Regions from separate parts of the Homo sapiens genome. Here region 1 is linked to region 2. The links are chromatin loops, found by intact Hi-C in ENCODE. Cell type or tissue: endothelial cell of umbilical vein. All regions are shown on one strand. Each heading gives the region's core, and the rest is flanking DNA. Links, peaks and the distances in the headings are about the cores only.

Region 1 (8,803 bases), core at 208-8,207, 200 kb after region 2:
GCATTAGCTGTCATTCAAATTTTAAGTCTCTTTTTTTATCATATAATATTAGTATCTTTGAATCTTTCCTTTTTCTCCTCCCAGACTTGCTTATTATGAAATTCGATATCAGTTCTACAAGAGAGATCAGCTTATATGGAGTGTTGTTAGGCATTACAGTGAACAGGTAATTTCCTATCATAGTATTTCATAAGGAATATACTTCATAAAATATCAAAACATTTGCATGTGACTGTATAGTGTGCAGTAATGTTTATCTAATTTATCTCACTTTGAAATCTCCGTATTTAGTGGCTTTCTTCAATGATTAATTTCTGTTTCTTTAGTTCAACCCCTCTTTATACACCTTTTGAAAATTTTCCTCCAGTTCCTTTTTTGACTTTGCAATTATACTTTTACCACTTTGGGAAAGAATAGTGACTTTATAGTCATTATACTTGATTTCTTCAGTGATTATAGTTTCTGAATATAATCTAGTGAACTGCAAGCAGAATTCTAAGCCGGTTTCCTCCCTGTGCCTCAGTTACTCTGTGGTTCAAGTATGTATGCATAGAAACAGTAGTTGTTGCAGGTCACTTTGGTACAATTGCTATACCATGGAACTGCATGGTGACATCTCCTTTCCTTCCACTGCTGGAATATTCTTTCTCCTATTACATATACAGACATTATGATTGTTACATGTTAAAATGAGGATATGTTTTCCCTTTTTTTTGTTTTGGTTATTATTTTCCATCTAATTTATTAATAATGATGGTAAAGTAATACTAAAAAAAACTAACAATTACTGAATTATGTATTCATTTAATATGCATACTCACCCATGCAAGGACAGTGTAACTTCCCTTTTTAAAAAATTTTGAGTTTTTATAGAGACGGAGTCTCACTATGTTGCCCAGACTGGTCATTAACTCCTGGCCTCAAGTGATCCTCTCATCTCAGTCTCCTAAACTGTTGGGATTACAGGCATGAGCCACCACACCCAGCCTGACCTTCCATTTTATAGATTAGAAGACAGGCTGTTAGATACTAAATGACTTGCACAGGGTCACATAACTGCTACGTGGCAGCCTGTGCGTCAAACCTAGTTCTGTCTAATTTAAAAGCTGTTTAAATTAGCATAGTGCCTGGCACACAGTAAAAGATCCATTAGTGGAGGTAGTGGTGATTATTCCATACAGCTTTCTTTTAACACAAACTTAATTTTATCAGTAAATCTCTTTTTTTCTATTTCATTATGATGTTTCTTACAATAGTTGTGAAGGACTTAATTTAATTTTTTTTCTTTTTTAGTTCTTGAAACAGATGTATGTCCTTGTATTGGGGTTAGATGTACTTGGAAACCCATTTGGATTAATTAGAGGTCTGTCTGAAGGAGTTGAAGCTTTATTCTATGAACCCTTCCAGGTATTGACCTCTTATTTGTTCTAAGGATAGGTACAGAAAAATGGATGGTCTATTTTTTAATAACAAATAGTAATTTGCATTGTAATTGTATCTTGGAATTGAATAATGTTCAAATCACAAAAGTATATCAATTTTATATTTTTATTTAAAGGTACATGAGATAACATTGGATGATTGTTTAGAATTTAATGAGCGCTGCCCACATTTGCCAGGATTTAATGTAGTTGTAAGAATATTTAGAGTGCTGGGTAGATTAAGACTTTCAAGACTGTTCCACCATTGTGGAAGGGACTAATAGGGCACTGAAAGCAAAGTTTGTTTCATATTCAAGCTGTCATCTAACCTATTCCCCTCCATTTAAAGGGTCTAGCAGCCAGCCCAGTGTATGAGGGTTTTCGGAGAATAAAGCAGAGAAAATAAATGAGAGAATAAGACAGTAAAAAAATCTGTGGGCTCTTACTCTTGTTATCACTGCATCTTGTTTTAGCAATTTGATGAAACTTAGTTCTGGGAGGCCAACTTCAAATTGTAATTGAAGCCAGTGATTTATACCTATCCAATTTTTGACTTAAAGAATTTGCTAAGATCATGTAGGTTGAAAGTGTCTTCAAACACAATAGATATTCTATCCATATTTGGGGTAGAAGTGAAAATTGATTCATCACAATGTTTATGGATTTTTACAGATTTGGATTCTTCTTGCAAACCCTGAACTATTAAAGTAAAAGTCTGAAACTTAAATTTTAAATAATAAGATTATTTTTTATTTTTTTTTGCCAGGGTGCTGTTCAAGGCCCTGAAGAATTTGCAGAGGGGTTAGTGATTGGAGTGAGAAGCCTCTTTGGACACACAGTAGGTATGTATCACATATTTGTGTATATGTGTATATTTTTTATTATATTGTTATGAAATACGTTGTTATGAAAAACAAATGCTTTTATTTAATAAAGGAGGGATCACTTTCTTAATAATCCCTTTTAAAAGACATGTTTCCCATGTTTTTAAATGAAAAATAACAGTAGACTGCTGGTTTTTTAATATGTCTTTGTAGTGTTGAATAAATGCAAATAATTTTACATTTAAATTAAATAATTTTATTCCTTTTCTTGTTAGATGGGAAAAGTTAATTTCTGCATTTTTTGTATGAGACAGAATTTTAAGCACCTATTAGTTTAAAGCAATTGCATGCTATATATTGTGATAATGCTGTTTATATAAACAATGTAACTTCTCTGAGCCTTAAAAAATTATTTTATTTTTAATTGACACATGATTGTATATATTTATGGGGTATAGAGTGATATTTTGATAAATGTATACAATATGTAGTGATCAAATCTGGTAATTAGCATATTTATCACCTCGAACATTTATCATTTCTTTGTGTTGGGAACATTCAAGACCCTCTCTTCTAGCTATTTGAAGACATACAATAAGTTGTTGTTAACTATAGTCACCCTACAGTGCTATAGCATGCTAGAACTTATTCTCCTATCTGGTTGTGATGTTGTATCCATTAACCAATCTCTCCCTATCCTCTCCTCCCCCTACCCATCTCAGCCTTTAATAACCACAGTTCTACTCTCTAATTCTATGAGTTCAACTTCTTTAGCTGTCAGATGTGAATGAGAACATGCAGTATTTGTTTTTCTGTGCCAGACTTATTTCACTTAACATAATGTCCTCCAGGCTCATCCAAGTTGCTGTGAATGACCGGTTTTCATTTTTTTTAATGCCTGAGTAGTATTCTGTTTGTGTGTGTGTGTGTGTGTATCACATTTTCTTTATCCATTCATCCGTTGATAGACACTTAGATTGATTGCATATGTTAGCTATTGTCACTAGTGCTGCAGTAAACATGGGAGTGCAGACATCTCTTGATATACTCATTTCTTTTCTTTTGGGTATATACCCAGTAGTTGGATTGCTGGATCATACGGTAGTTCTAGTTTCAGTTTTTTGAGGAGCCTCCATACTGTTTTCCATAATAGCTGTATTAAGTTATATTTCCACTCTCAGTGTGTAAGCATTCCCTTTTCTCCACTTCTTTGACAGCGTTTGTGATTTTTTTTGTCTTTTTTATAATAACTATTCTAACTGGGGTGAGATAATATCTCACTGTGGTTTTGATTTGCACTTTCCTGATGATTATTGATCTTGAACATTTTTTCATATACTTGTTGGCCATTTGTATGTCTCCTTTTCAGAAATATTTATTCAGATCGTTTGCCTATTTTAAAATCAGATTATTTGTTTTCTTGCTGTTGAGTTCCTTGTATAGTTCCTTGTATATTCTAGAAATTAATCCCTTGTCTTTGATAGGTGGTGCAGCAGGAGTTGTATCTCGAATCACCGGTTCTGTTGGGAAAGGTTTGGCAGCAATTACAATGGACAAGGAATATCAGCAAAAAAGAAGAGAAGAGTTGAGTCGACAGCCCAGAGATTTTGGAGACAGCCTGGCCAGAGGAGGAAAGGGCTTTCTGCGAGTAAGTTCTTTGCTGAATCTTTAAGAAATCTGCAACTTAAAAAAAAGTGTATTCTAGCTGGTTGTGTGAAACTTAGAATGCTGCTTATGAGTCTAGGCCTGTAGGAATAGAAAGAATGATAAATGATGGACTTCCCAGTTTCCTTTTTGCTCCCCTTCCCCATTGTCACCACCAGATCTATCCCCTGAATTGTCAGATTTCATAAAACTGTAATGATGACAGGGTAGTACTGGTGTAGAAGGCGAGGAAGTGAGAAGCAGAGATACATGGTACCTATGGAAACTAGAGGGAGAAGGAGCTCTGCAGGTCATCAGCAATTGACTGTTTCTGTGGAAGGGATGTGTGAAAATTAATTGTTGATAATCCAGGAACTGCCTTTCATTACTTTTTAATACTTTTAAAATTATATAGGTAATATATGAATACTGCTTAATTATATAGGTGATGTATGAATATTCTTATAATTATAAGAACTTAAAAGTTATTGTTAATAAGTAAATAAAACATTATAAGTAAGGCTAGAATACCCTAATCATCTCATCTGTTTCCAATTTAAGTGTGTATCCATCAGTTCTCTTTCTGTGTGTTCATAGAATATACAGGTATTTTACTACCATTACTTCATAATGATTAAAAATGTATTAGTATATTCATGTTTTAATTTTGGAAATAATTTCAGGAAACTGCTGTGTTTTTTGATAGTAATTTGTAATGTTGGGTGTTACAGTTACTAAGGCACTTTATTTGCCAGGTTATTACCTGTCCCTGGGAGGGCCCTTTATTTTCAGTTTTCTACACTTCCACTAAGTTACAATGTAATCCCCTTAAAATTTATAATTAGATAGTAAATATTATTTGGCTCAACTCACTCATTTTGCTGATGTGGAAACTGAGACTTAAAGAGATTTCAGCTACCCATGGTTACGTAGCTGATTGGTGTCATAGCCAGATTTAAAATCCTTTTACCTGCTTTACTCCTGTTTCTTTTATAAAATTTATAAAATGCTTTCATTTAAGATTTGCTGTGATATGATATTTGAAAAATCATAGTGCTAACTTATATGTGTATGTTGTTCACATTATCAAGTTAAGTCTTCAATTTTTGTTGTTGTTGTTGTTATTTCCAGTATGTCTGTAGAGACCTCTAGTGGTTGGTTTAAAATTAAACACCTTCCATTCAGTCTAAACTATATGATTGATTTCTCTTTCAGGGAGTTGTTGGTGGAGTGACTGGAATAATAACAAAACCTGTGGAAGGTATGTTGAAAATATTTCCTTCCTTTACAAAGTCTGAAGACTTGATGCTATTAGTAAACATAGTAGATGTTATTGCTGCTATATACTTGATTGAGAAAATTACTGACTGAATTTTATATTCGTAGCCTTAAGTTGCTCAATGAATGTATTTTCCTTAGAAAGCAGAGAGGTTAAGTAGTAGATCATGCTTCAGACTTTGAATGCTATTTTTAGCAGGGCCAGAGATAAACTAGATTTGTTTGGGTCCTCAGTAGCAATTTACTCAGTTTTGCTGTTGTTGTTTTTATCCCATTAAAAAAGCACATTGCTTATTCAGTGCAACCCTTATCAAAATCCCAGTTGGTTTCTTTGCAGAAATTGACAAGCCAAGTCCAAAATTTATATGGCCATTCCAGGGATCCCAGATAGCCAAAAAAAAAGTCTTGAAAAAGAACAAAGTTGGAGGACTTCTACTTCCCAAATTGAAAACTTACTGTAAAGCTACAGTAACTAAGACAGTGTAGTACTAACATAAGGATAGACATATAGAACAGTGGGATACTATTCAGAAATAGAGTTCAGAAGGAGTCAGAAATAGACTCTTACTTATGGTTAACTGATCTTCGACAAGGATGTCAAGATAATTCAATAGGAAAGAACCGTCCTCAAGAAATTTGCTGGGACAACTTCATATCTATGAGCAAAAGAACAAAATTGGACCCCTACCTGTACCATATATAAAAATGAGTTCACAATGGATTAAATACCTAAATGTAAGAGCAAAACCATTAAACTCAGAGGAAAATATAGGAGTCAATCTTCATGACTTTGGATTAGGCAAAACTTTGCTAGAAAAGATACATAAATTGGACTTCATCAAATACATAAATTGAACTTCATCAAAATTTAAAATTTTTGTGCTTCAAAGGACAACCATGAAGACAGGGAAAAGACAGCCCACAGAATGGAAGAAAATTTTTGCAAATCATATATGTGATAAAAGACATATCTAGAAAATATAGAGAACTATTAAAAATCAACAATAAAAAGACAACACAATTTTAAATGAGCAAAAGATATGAATAGACATTTCTCCAAAGAAGATATACATATGGCCAATAAACACATAAAAGGATGGTAAACATCATTAGTCGACAGGGAAATGCGAGTCAAAACTATGAGATACCGTTTCACACCTACTGGGATGGCTAGAATCAAGTGTTAAGAGGATGTGGAGAAATTGGAACCCTCATACACTACTAGTGGGACTGTAAAATAATGCAGTCATTTTGGAAGAAAATAGTCTGTCAGTGCTTCAAAAAGTTAAACACAGAGTCACCATGTGTCCCAGCAATTCTACTCCTAGGTTTATACCCAGAAGATTTGAAAACAGGTGTTCAAACAAAAACTGTGCACAAATGTTCATAGCACCATTATTCAAAATAACCAAAAGATGGAAACAACCCAAATGTCCATCACCTGATACATGAATAAACAAAAGGTGATATTTTCATACATTAGAGTAGTACTCAGTCATAAAAAGGAATCATGTACTGGTACTTGTTACAAAATGGATGAACCTTGAAAACATGATGCTAAGTAGAAAAAAAAGTCACAGTACACCACATATTACATAATTCCATTTGTCTGAAATGTCCAGAATAGGCAAATCCATAGGGATAGAAAGTATCTGTAGGTGGTTACCTAGTCTGGAGGTGGGGAGGGGCAGGGAGGAATGGAGGTACACTGAGTAAGATTTGGTGGGGAGAGGCTGGGGGAAATAGGGAATGATTGCTAATGGAAAGGGGGTTTCTTTTTAAAATGATAAACATTTTCTGAAATGGATTGTGGTGATAGTTGTAGAAGTCTGAACATACTAAAAGCTAATTTATCCTAAAATTTAATTTGTACATTTTAAATGGTAAATTTTATGGTATATGAATTGCATTTCAATAAAGTTGTTATATATTTTTTTAAAAGCACACTCCTTGAAAAATCTAACGGTCAGCATTAAAAAAGAGAATGTTTACTGGTCCCTTCTTACACCTGCAAGTTGCAGGTACTGATGAGACTCCTAGATCAGTAGTTCTCAAACTTGAGCATGTGTCAGGATCACCTGGAGTGCTTAGAAAAACATAAATGCTGGCCCCGCCCCCAGAGTTTCTGATTCAGTAGGTCTGGGGTGGGGCCCAGGAATGCGCATTTCTAACACACTTTGAGAAACCACTATTTTATCACATTAGGATTACATTTAACTTCTTTAGAAAGCCAAATTTTTGTAACTTCCTGGGTAAAACAGTTCAGTATCTGGCCCAGGTTTTGGTTGAGCTCAAACTTGCTCATTTAAAAATATCTTTATCCATTCATGGTCATTGGTTTTCTGAAGGTGCCAAAAAGGAAGGAGCTGCTGGATTCTTTAAAGGAATTGGAAAAGGGCTTGTGGGTGCTGTGGCCCGTCCAACTGGTGGAATCGTAGATATGGCCAGTAGTACCTTCCAAGGCATTCAGAGGTAATTGAGTACATACTATGTGCAAGGTATGTGTCTGTGTGCTAATTATTACAAGGAATACATAAATAGATTAGATTATTTGCCTGCTCCTAAGGATCTTAAAGTCTAATTGAAAGCTGTGGTAGCTTTAAAACATAGAGTGCCTCCAGAAAGGAATAAGAAAAGACATATTTTGCGAACATGGTGAAACCCCATCTCTACTAAAAATACAAAAATTAGTTGGGCGTGGTGGCGGGCACCTGTAATCCTAGCTACTCGGGAGGCTGAGGCATGAGAACCGCGTGAACCTAGGAGGCGGAGGTTGCAGTGAGCTGAGATCGTGCCACTGCACTCCAGCCTGGGCAACAGAGGGAGACTTTGTCTCAAAAAAAAAAAAAAAAAAAGAAAAAAGAAAAGAAAAGAGACATATTTTATGGCTAAATTTCTCTTTTATTCAACAAATGTTTATTACCTACCATGTGCCAAGCCCTGTGCTAGACACCAAGGATACAAAGAGTAGATGAGCTAGGCCCTGCTTTTATTATTTTGATATTTCTTTTTATTTTAGAAAAGGTTGGGGGATTTGGAGTCAGACAGACTTGGTTTTAATACTTTTGCATTATTTGGGGAAAGCTATTTAAAATTACTGATTGTTTTTTGTGAAATATTTATGTATTTAATCAACACACACATTATTTTGAAAGACTCTCACGTATTTTCTTACACTTACTCTGATGCCTTATTCAGGGCAGCAGAATCAACTGAGGAAGTATCTAGCCTCCGTCCCCCTCGCCTGATCCATGAAGATGGCATCATTCGTCCTTATGACAGACAGGAATCTGAGGGCTCTGACTTACTTGAGGTAAATTTTGTTCTTCATGGTCACGAGTGAAATGGAATTTTAATGATTTCTAGGCCCAGGATTTCCTAGGTGGTTCTTAAAGTTCCTGATTCTTGAACTGCTTTAAGTATTATACATAGTTTCTAGAGTAGAATTTGATTGTTTTTCATTTTAGCATGTGTTAAATGGAAATTACAGATGATTTTTTTTCTACATGGGAGCAAAGCTTTTTTTTGTGTGCAGAAAAGATAATGTTAAGTCATAGGCTATATCACTATTTCTGTGATAGCTCATTTAGTTAACATTGTTAATTTTGTTTTCCTGCTTTGTAGCTGATTATTGGA
Region 2 (8,803 bases), core at 598-8,597:
CTCGTGATCCACCCGCCTCGGCCTCCCAAAGTGCTAGGATTACCGACGTGAGGCACCGTGCCCGGCCTATCTGTATTGGTTTTAAATGGCTAAATTAATGAGTTTTGGAAAGAAACACAGTAACTCTTACTGAACACTAAAGCTGTGGAATCATCGCTGAATATTTAAAAATCTTGATGTTCCAGGTTTCTTTAATGGACCCGCATATTTTCTGAATATCTTATACCAAGATAATGATGATTACATTACATCGAAATTCGAACGTACAGTTTCTATTGAATACATATCGCTTGCTCACCATTGTGAAGTCAAAGAATTGTTAAGTAGAACAATTTTAAGTCGGGGACCGTCTGTATATATTTCCTTCAAAAGTTCCTTATTGTGCAAGTGTTGGTGAGGGTGTTGAGCAACCAGAACTCTTACACCTTGTTGGTAAGAAAGTAAAATGACACAACCACTCTGGAAAAGAGTATGTCAGTTTCTTAGAAAGTTAAATATACAGCTACCATATAATGATCCAGCTGTTCCACTCTAGGTATTTACCCAAGAGGAATGAAATCATACAACCATGCAAAGTCTTGTACATGAATTTTTGTAGCAGTTTTATTCATAAAAGCTTGAAATTGGACATAATCTAAATATCTATTAGCAGGAGAATGGATACTGATTCTGGAAGCCTAACTTCCCAAATGGGGTCAGCCTCCCTTTAAGCTTGTCTCATAATGAACTCCACCATATAAAGAGCTTGAAAGTTGTCATTCCCATTCTTACAATAAGAAAACAAAAATGAACAAACTAAAAATTCATAATTTTTCTTAGACCTATCAGAGATTAGATGTAGCAAGGCAAACCACTACCCTGAAATCTGGAGGAACAAGCTGACATGGAGAGTCAAGCCAAGATCAGCTTACCTGGAGCAGAAGCTACTGGAGCCATAAACTAATGGGAATACTAAATGGTTATTTTGACAAATTCCTGGAGGCTGAGTATGGACTAATGTGAGCATGAGATACTCCTGCGATCCACAGTCTTGGGGTTGGGGGAAGGGTGTTGTAGGTGGCGCACTTTCATGGGTTATTCCCAGAAGCCCCACCAGGTTCTCATGGTGAAGAGCTAAGAGAAAACTTAGCAGTAATCATTTTGAAATACTCTCAAAGCATTTTTCCATAACAAAAATCTACTCTTCTTGAGAAAAGGACCTTACCAGAGTCTTATGAGCTTAGGAGAGGGGCAATTCCTCAACTTGAGCCCTGCTAGCCTTCCCATCTCACCTGGAGAAAAAAGGCTAAGAAACATTTGTGAAGGTCTCAACCCAAGGACAATGGTCCACTAGTAGACTGAGATTTAATCATAGAGTTATAGACTGCTTTCCTTTCCCAACATTTACCACCATATCAACAGGGGTCAGGACATCAGTGGATAACAGCTGAAAGAGTTTCAAGGCAGATGCTTTATGTAAGAAGGTGCTCTTAGGGATACTCAAGACAGCAGAGGAGATAAAAACATGGACATTAAGGGAAACTGGCCGCAGATACTTACAGCTATAGCAAAGAGCAACCACAGCATAACTCCTCCAGATAAACATAAAGCCTCACACTATTTACCTCAGTTCCTAGTATCTGATTATTCATGCCCAGCTTTCAATAAGGCACACTAGGAGACAAGATAAAAACGATCTGAAGAGACAAAGCAAGAGAACCAGACTCAGATACGACACAGGTTTTAGAACTGTCCGACCAGGAATTTAAAATAACTATAATTAATACGTTGAGGGCTAGAATGGGAAAAGCAGACAACATGCAAGAACATGTGGGCAATGTAAACAGAGACAGGAAAACCTAAAAAATGAATCAAAAGGAAATGTTGAAAATTTAAAATGGCTTCATTAATAGATTGGACATGGCCAAGGAAATAACCAATGAACTTGGAGACATGTCCATAGAAATTTCCCAAACTGCAATGCAAAGAGAAAAAAAAAGAGCAGAATATCCAAGACTGTGTGATGATTCCAAAAGATGTAACATATGAGTGATTGAGAGGAAAAGAAAGAGAGAATGAAGCAAATGAAGTAAAAATGGATGAAAGTTTTTCCAAATGAATGACAGACACCAAAGAACAGATAAATTAAATAAATTACAATGTGTTAAGGGAAGGGAGGGAGGAATTGGGAATACCCTATTATAATATAGCTACCTGCCCATGAAGCAGTATATAGTGCAGGGGTACCCAATCTTTTGACATGGGCCACATTAGAAGAAGAATGTCTTGGGCCCCACAAAAAATATACTAACAATAGCTGATGAGCTAAAAAAAAAAAGCAAAAAAAAAATCGTATAATGTTTTAAGAAAGTTTACAAATTTGTGTTGGGCCGTATTCAAAGCCATCCTGGGCCGCATGCCGTCCACGGACTGCAGATTGGACAAGCTTGGTATAGTGTTAGTTGAAAGGGATTTAGATTACTTGCAAATGCATAATGCAAACACTAGGGCAAACACTAAAGAAATTTTAAAAAGAACTATGATTGATATGCTAAGAAAGAGGATAAAGTAAAATCCTATGAAATGTTCAATTAAAACCAGAGAAATCAGAAAAAGAGGAGAAGGGAAAAAAGAAACAAATAATGAGTGCAAGGAAAACAGTTACAGATAAAGGGATAAAATAATTGGGGTTTAGACATTTGATAGTCATCCAGTCAGCAATATAAAGAATGAACTATTGATATAGGCAACAACATGGATATATCTCAATAATGCTGAGTGAAAGGAGCCAGATTCCCCCAAAAAGAATATATACTTAATTTTTCCATGTATATAAAATTCTACAGATTGAACTAATCTACAGTAATAGAAGGCAGAATCAGTAGGGCTATGGAGAATTCTTAGCTAAGAATTTTATTATGGGCTTATAATGTCTATGACATTAATTTGATGGGATTTTGCTACGTGAATGTACAGAATAGTAAAACTTGGGTTTCAAAACACCATGGGCTGTCGTGCATCTGTTTTTTCTGTGAACTCAAAAGCCTGGAGGCAGAACAGTTTCTTAAATGCCATGGTTAAACTAAGTGCTGGGGATGGATATGGGGAGAATGTGAATTGTTGAGGTGTGTATAAAAGAAAATCAGATTCAAAGAAATTATCATCTGGGAATATTTGAGCCATACTGAAGCTAGCATTTTAGGTTAGAATACATTATCTTTGTAAAACCAGCTGACAATGCAGTGTTAAAATTTTTACTCAACTGATGCTATTTAAACCGGCATATTCTGTTTATTGTGTAGGGCTTTTCTTTGAATATGTTCAAAGAAAAGATATTTAAACCACAAAGAAGCAAGATCATGCCATATCATTTATGGAGAAGATGTGAGTACTAAAGCTTGATGAGAAGAAACATGAGAACTATTAAAAGCAGTTTTCTGTAACCAACATGCTATTGCCACACACTCCCAACTTCATTATTAAAGGAAAAAGTTTTCCCCTCTTTATTTAAATCTAAAATATTTTTGCCACCTTGTGCTCTCAGATAGGTGTATTAAGTTACTTTGCAATGTGAATCTTCACTACAATCTAATATTAGCAAAGGTCTTCAAGAAAATAGGGTCCTGGCATTAGATTGACCTTTAGTTGAAATGGTCTAATATCTAATAATAGGGGTAGAGCCAATTGACAAAACACTTGAGGGATCCACTAGAGGGCAGTAAAGTGTAAATGAAATTTAAATTTGCCCCAGAAAGGCTAATGTTATCCCAAACATTTGTATTGCAAGTAAGATTTCTTGAATGCAAAAACATTAGATTAGATTAGTGATGTACAGTGTTTCTCTTTTCCTGGAATTAGTAGTCAAAGAGCCATTAGATTGAAGAGCAAAATGAAAATCAAATTGGTTCTAGTCTCAGCTCTTTTTACTGACTGTGTGATTTGGGGCAATCTAAAATTTGCTTCTCTGGTCCACTTCTATGATATAGATTTGCACAAAATGATTATTTTTAAATATTTACTTATTTATTTGTTTATTTATTTATTGAGACAGTTTCGCTTTGTTGTCCAGGCTGGGGTGCAGTGGCGCGATCTTGGCTCACTGCAACCTCCACCTCCTGGGTTCAAGTGATTCTCCTGCTTCAGCCTCCCGAGTAGCTGGGATTACAGGTGTGCACCACCACACCCGGCTAATTTTTTTGCATTTTTAGTAGAGACAGGGTTTCACTATGTTGGTCAGGCTGGTCTCAAACTCTTGACCTTGTGATCGGCCTGCCTCGGCCTCCCAAAGTGCTGGGATTACAGGCATGAGCCACCGCACCCGGCACAAAATGATTATTAAAGTTCTTTTCAACTCTAAAATTTTATGATTTTATCATTTATGATTCTATCTCAGCCCCTTTAAAACCTTTTTGATTAGACTCAGGTTATTTGATCAACCATAACTTGCCATTAATGGTGATTCTGTTTGGAAATCACCACCACTATTTCATAAAAAATTTAGATCCCTCAAATGCACTGATTTACTTTCACGAAAAAAAATCTACTTAATAAAATGACATGTATATAATCTAGTGACAACAGTTATTGCAACATCTTCTGGAATAAAAACTTGGGCTATTGAAACTATCAATGCCATTTTTTATTTTAAAAACAGAAAAATTAAAACCCACAATTATACGTAGCCAAGTTGTTTTCACTCTCCATTTATTTTCCTTTTAAAGTGCTACATTTGTGAACTCATTAGCAGTTACCCTATCAAAATTTCAAAATCATGAAGAAGGTTATACATAAAAAATGAATGTTGGCTTGAGGGCCAAGGAAATATTGACTGATTAGATAGAAGAGCACATGATAGATCTGAACTACTCTATGTCATCATTCATTTGGTCAACAACTGCAAGCTCCTGGATGTGGCTGATTTTGATAAAGTCATAGAATTCACAGTATTCTTCACATTTGTTCAATGGTCATCATAAATACACATCACAATAACCCTAATTTGTGACTGAAACAGAAACTCTTTTCTTTTTTCTTCGAATTTTGTATAATATTTATTTTATCAAACTCTTTTCTAAATAGCATTTTTAATGAACATGAATGTATAAAACTGTGAACAATTTTAATAAAAGCAGAAACTGGTCGGGCATGGTGGCTCACGCCTATAATCCTAGCACTTTGAGAAGCCAAAGCGGGATGACAGCTTGTGTCAGGAGGTAGAGGCTGCAGTGAGCTATGATCACACCACTGCACTCCAGCCTGGGTGACAGAGTGACGCCTTGTTTCTAAAAGATAAAATGAAATAAAATAAAGCAGAAACCATTTCTGAATCCAGATTGATAATGGAGTCATATTTAACACCATCCTGTATATTTAAATATTTTCAATTTTTTAAACCCTCATTTAGGATGCATTTTCCTATTTGCATAAAAAAAAGAAAAAAATGCCCTGCTGGCAGTGAATTCAAGGGATGAGGGAAAATCGTCCTCTAAAACAGGATTGTTAAATCTGGAATTATTATCAGAAGCCAGAGGTAAAACCATGCTATCTGTACACTCTCCACTGCCTGTTCCAGCAGATAAACTCACCTGGTTACAACAAGGCTGGCACCCATTTCTATGATTCTGAGGCCGGTTAGCTTCCTCCTCAGAGCTTTAGACCCATCAGCTCATCTCAATGCCTGAAGTTATTAGCATGAGATAATAAATTATTCATTTCAAGCAATTTGTTTTTTCACCAAAAGCAGGATGAGGAATACAAGTAGACACGAACTTCAGTGTCAACAGTTTCAGAGAGAAGTTGCACAATACTCGCAACTTTAATAGCGAGCCCTTTAGACACTGTGGTATTACCTACATAAGAGTAATGAGTGAAATGCTGATTGTCTAGGTTCAAATTCTGGCTCTGCTCTTTATTCTGTGCCTCAATATCCTCATCTGTAAAATGGGCATAGCAGTGCCTCCTTTTGGGGGTTAAAACATAAATTAACGCTTGTAAAACTATTTATTATTATTATTATTATTTGCAGACAGGGTCTCACTCCGGTTGCCCAGGTTGGAGTGCAGTGGCACGATCTCGGCTCACTGCAGCCTTGACCTCCCAGGCTCAAGTGATCCTTGCGCCTCAGCCCCAGAGTAGCTGGAACTACAGGTGCGTGCCACCACGTCCGGCTAAATTTTGTATTTTTTATGGAGACGCGGTCTTCCCATGTTGCCCAGCCTGGTCTCAAATTCCTGGGCTCAAGCCATCTGCCCGCCTCGGCCTCCCAAAGTGCCAGGATTACAGGCGTGAGCCGCCACACCTAGCCTATTATAACTATTATTTAAGCTTAGAATATTAAAATGGTTTCATTTTCTCCAATGCTTTTCCAGTGAGATATAGCTAGGAGTATCAGGCTGGCGTTCCAACTAATAATTCACTGTTGATCTTGGACAAGTCACTTCACCTCTTTTGCCCTCATTTTCTTATCCGGGGTCTTAAACAAAATGCTTCAAAAGTAAATGCTCCAAGATGGTCTCCATGCATGTTGTGGAAAGCACCAATTTTAAAATGAGGTGATTGGAGCAAACAGATCGCCAAGACACTTTCTAGTTCTAACACTTCATGTGATTCATTATTTCCTAGGCGTGTGTGGTACATATGGTATGCAAATGGCTGTCTATATTGGGAAACACTGTAGAACCATTCCATTTGCTGAAAAAAATTCTGGAGGTATCTATGGAAAATATCATATCTTTTACTGGGATAGTTAATCTAGAATCATCTCTGCCAGTGTTGTACTGAAACGGGACTGATAAGAACAACAAATACACGTTTATTTTGTACCACGCGGCTGTCAGTGTCCGGAGTCCCCCGGGCAGAGCGCCCCGGGGAGGGCTGGGCCCTCAGAGCAGCAGGAGGGCGCCCAGGGACAGCTCACCCTGGCCCAGCAGGCGGCCCCGCTCCCGGCCGCGGCCCTCGTCCCGGGCCTTGACTCGAACGGCCAGGCGGCGCACTTCGTCCTCCGAGAGGCCGTCGAAGCAGAAGTCCTGGTCAAAGGAGGCCTTGCGGCTGCGCCCCACCACAGTGCTGCATTGCCGAAGCGCGGTGCCCGGCGGCCGCAGGACGAGGCTGAGGCGACAGCTGACGGCTCGGGGCCCGGGGGCGCCTCCGGCCGGGCTCTCGGCGCGGAGCAGCCGGAGGCGGAGCCGCCCGGTTCCCGGACAGTACTCGGCGGCCAGGCGCAGGGCGTCGCCGGCGCGGCCCAGAGCCACGGTGCCCTCGGCCTCCAGGCGCTCGGGAAACGGGACCCGGGACGACGGCGGGCTCGTGGAGGGGGCCCGGGCCGGGGACTGGGAGCCCGCGCGGCGCTCCTTGTCCTCGTTCCCGCTGGAGACGGAGCGGACGCGGGTCAGGCGGCGACTCCTCCCAGCCCGCAGCGCGCGACTCAGCAGCCCGTCGGGGACGCGCAGGAGGCGGCAGCCGCGGGGCCGCCGGGCGAGCGCGTCCTGGGGCGGGCGGGGACAGCCGGGGGCCGCGGGGGTCGCCGGGCCCGGAGCTCGCGGGACGCGCAGGGTCCCCAGGAGGGCGTCCGGGCCGCCGCCGCCGCCGTAGGTGTGGGCCCGGGGCCGGGGCGCGGGCGGGCCCCCGAGCAGGAGCGACTCCTTGCGGCGCGTGTGCGGGCTCTCGAGCAGCGCGCAGAAGCCGTAGGCGGTGCGCACACGGGGCAGGTGCGGCAGTGACAGCGCGGCCTGCGAGCGCGGGTCCCAGTCTGTGCGGCCGGCGCCCTCGTCCATCCCTGCTTCTTCGACCCAAGAATTCCGGAGCGCAGCCAAGGCCAGGCGGGGCATGAGCCGTGGCGGGATGCAGAACTCAGGGATGCGGTCCGGAGTGAGCACATTTGCGCACGCGGCGGTGGTGCGAGACTTGGCTCCGCGGGCCCGACCCGGGAGAAGCCAGTCTCCGCTCCGCCGAAGGCACTCAGGACCCAAGCGGAGTCGCTCCAGGCACCACATCTGGCCACTCTCTGCTGGAGCTTGTCTACCTGCAGTGCACAAAGGCACAAGGATCGTCAGAGCGAGTCCCGCAAGGTGCAGTAAATCCTGTTCCTTTTCTCCTATTAATACTTTCGGGGTGTTTCTTCCTGCCTTTCCCGAAACAAGGCAAACTGCTCTTGCTTGCCGCTATTGCAAACTATTTTTTCAGTGAGCGAAAAACAACTGTTTTTCTTTTGTCCTATCTCAACTGTGTTGTAATACACACTTCGGAGCTTGTTTTAATCCCTCTCCGCCCTGGCTGGCCTAAGGCAGAGATTCACAAAATGCTGGATTGTAACTTCAGTCGCTCTGTTCTCTGTGCCAACGATTGCCTTGCAATCGTTTCCTGACTCTTTGGACCATAGCAGTCTAGTCCTCAGCTAGAATTAAAGTAATTGTTATTCCTTCCGGGAAACTGTGGCTGGTTCTCCCCTTGCAGAGGCAAAGAGCCTCAGACGAATCCCCCAGGGAATTAAGCAAGCCGATGGGTCCCTCCTAAAATACCTGGAGTCCTGCGTCAGATGGGTCTCTGCACCTTTCTGCCTGGGACACCGACCAGGAGAGGCGCTTAGCGGCTGGGAAATTCAAAGCGCGCGCGGCGGGGTTCAGCACCAGTGTTCAAGGACTGCCAGCCTGAGCTTTTATACCTGCCGCTGGGAGCGCTTGCCAGTGGGCCGAGCAGAGGGGCGCTGCCTGGTAACCTGACGCCAGGCTCTTCCCTGTCCCTCTGCCACGTGGCTGGATTTGCTGAGCAAGGTTTGGAGACCCAGTTCTTTCTCTCTCCGGCTTCAGGTGGAGGTGTTTTCCTCGGA

The links. Hi-C counts contacts between places; a loop is a spot of excess contacts. Peaks named below come from ENCODE experiments on the same cell type or tissue, not always from the same donor. Only the 100,000 strongest peaks of a DNase experiment are listed, where the experiment ranks them.
Region 1: it touches region 2 in a loop (10-fold over the local background); 59 of 110 quality-filtered maps call a loop at or near these places.

What each region holds. Positions count from the first base shown.
Region 1 is chr15:61,868,336-61,877,138 of GRCh38, reverse strand. VPS13C (vacuolar protein sorting 13 homolog C) reads left to right here. Exons shown (of 85, transcript NM_020821.3): 75 at 85-166; 76 at 1,294-1,407; 77 at 2,188-2,263; 78 at 3,730-3,893; 79 at 5,105-5,150; 80 at 7,516-7,639; 81 at 8,366-8,480. The region is part of intron 2 of LOC124903501 (a long non-coding RNA gene); the gene reads right to left. Among named protein-coding and RNA genes, the nearest start is that of LINC02349, 140 kb to the right of the region's middle. In endothelial cell of umbilical vein, for the core only: no CTCF peak of the experiment used is centred there; a DNase peak (open chromatin) is centred at 5,048.
Region 2 is chr15:62,066,781-62,075,583 of GRCh38, reverse strand. C2CD4A (C2 calcium dependent domain containing 4A) reads right to left here and starts at 8,607. Exons shown (of 2, transcript NM_207322.3): 1 at 8,496-8,607; 2 at 4,667-7,999. The coding sequence starts at 7,970. The coding sequence ends at 6,861. RefSeq lists silencers at 6,778-7,267, 7,318-7,457, 7,588-7,637, 8,500-8,794 and enhancers at 7,868-8,383, 8,784-8,803. In endothelial cell of umbilical vein, for the core only: CTCF peaks have their summits at 3,654 (motif pointing right) and 6,949; DNase peaks (open chromatin) are centred at 3,713, 7,053, 7,813 and 8,253; H3K4me3 peaks cover 1,878 bases.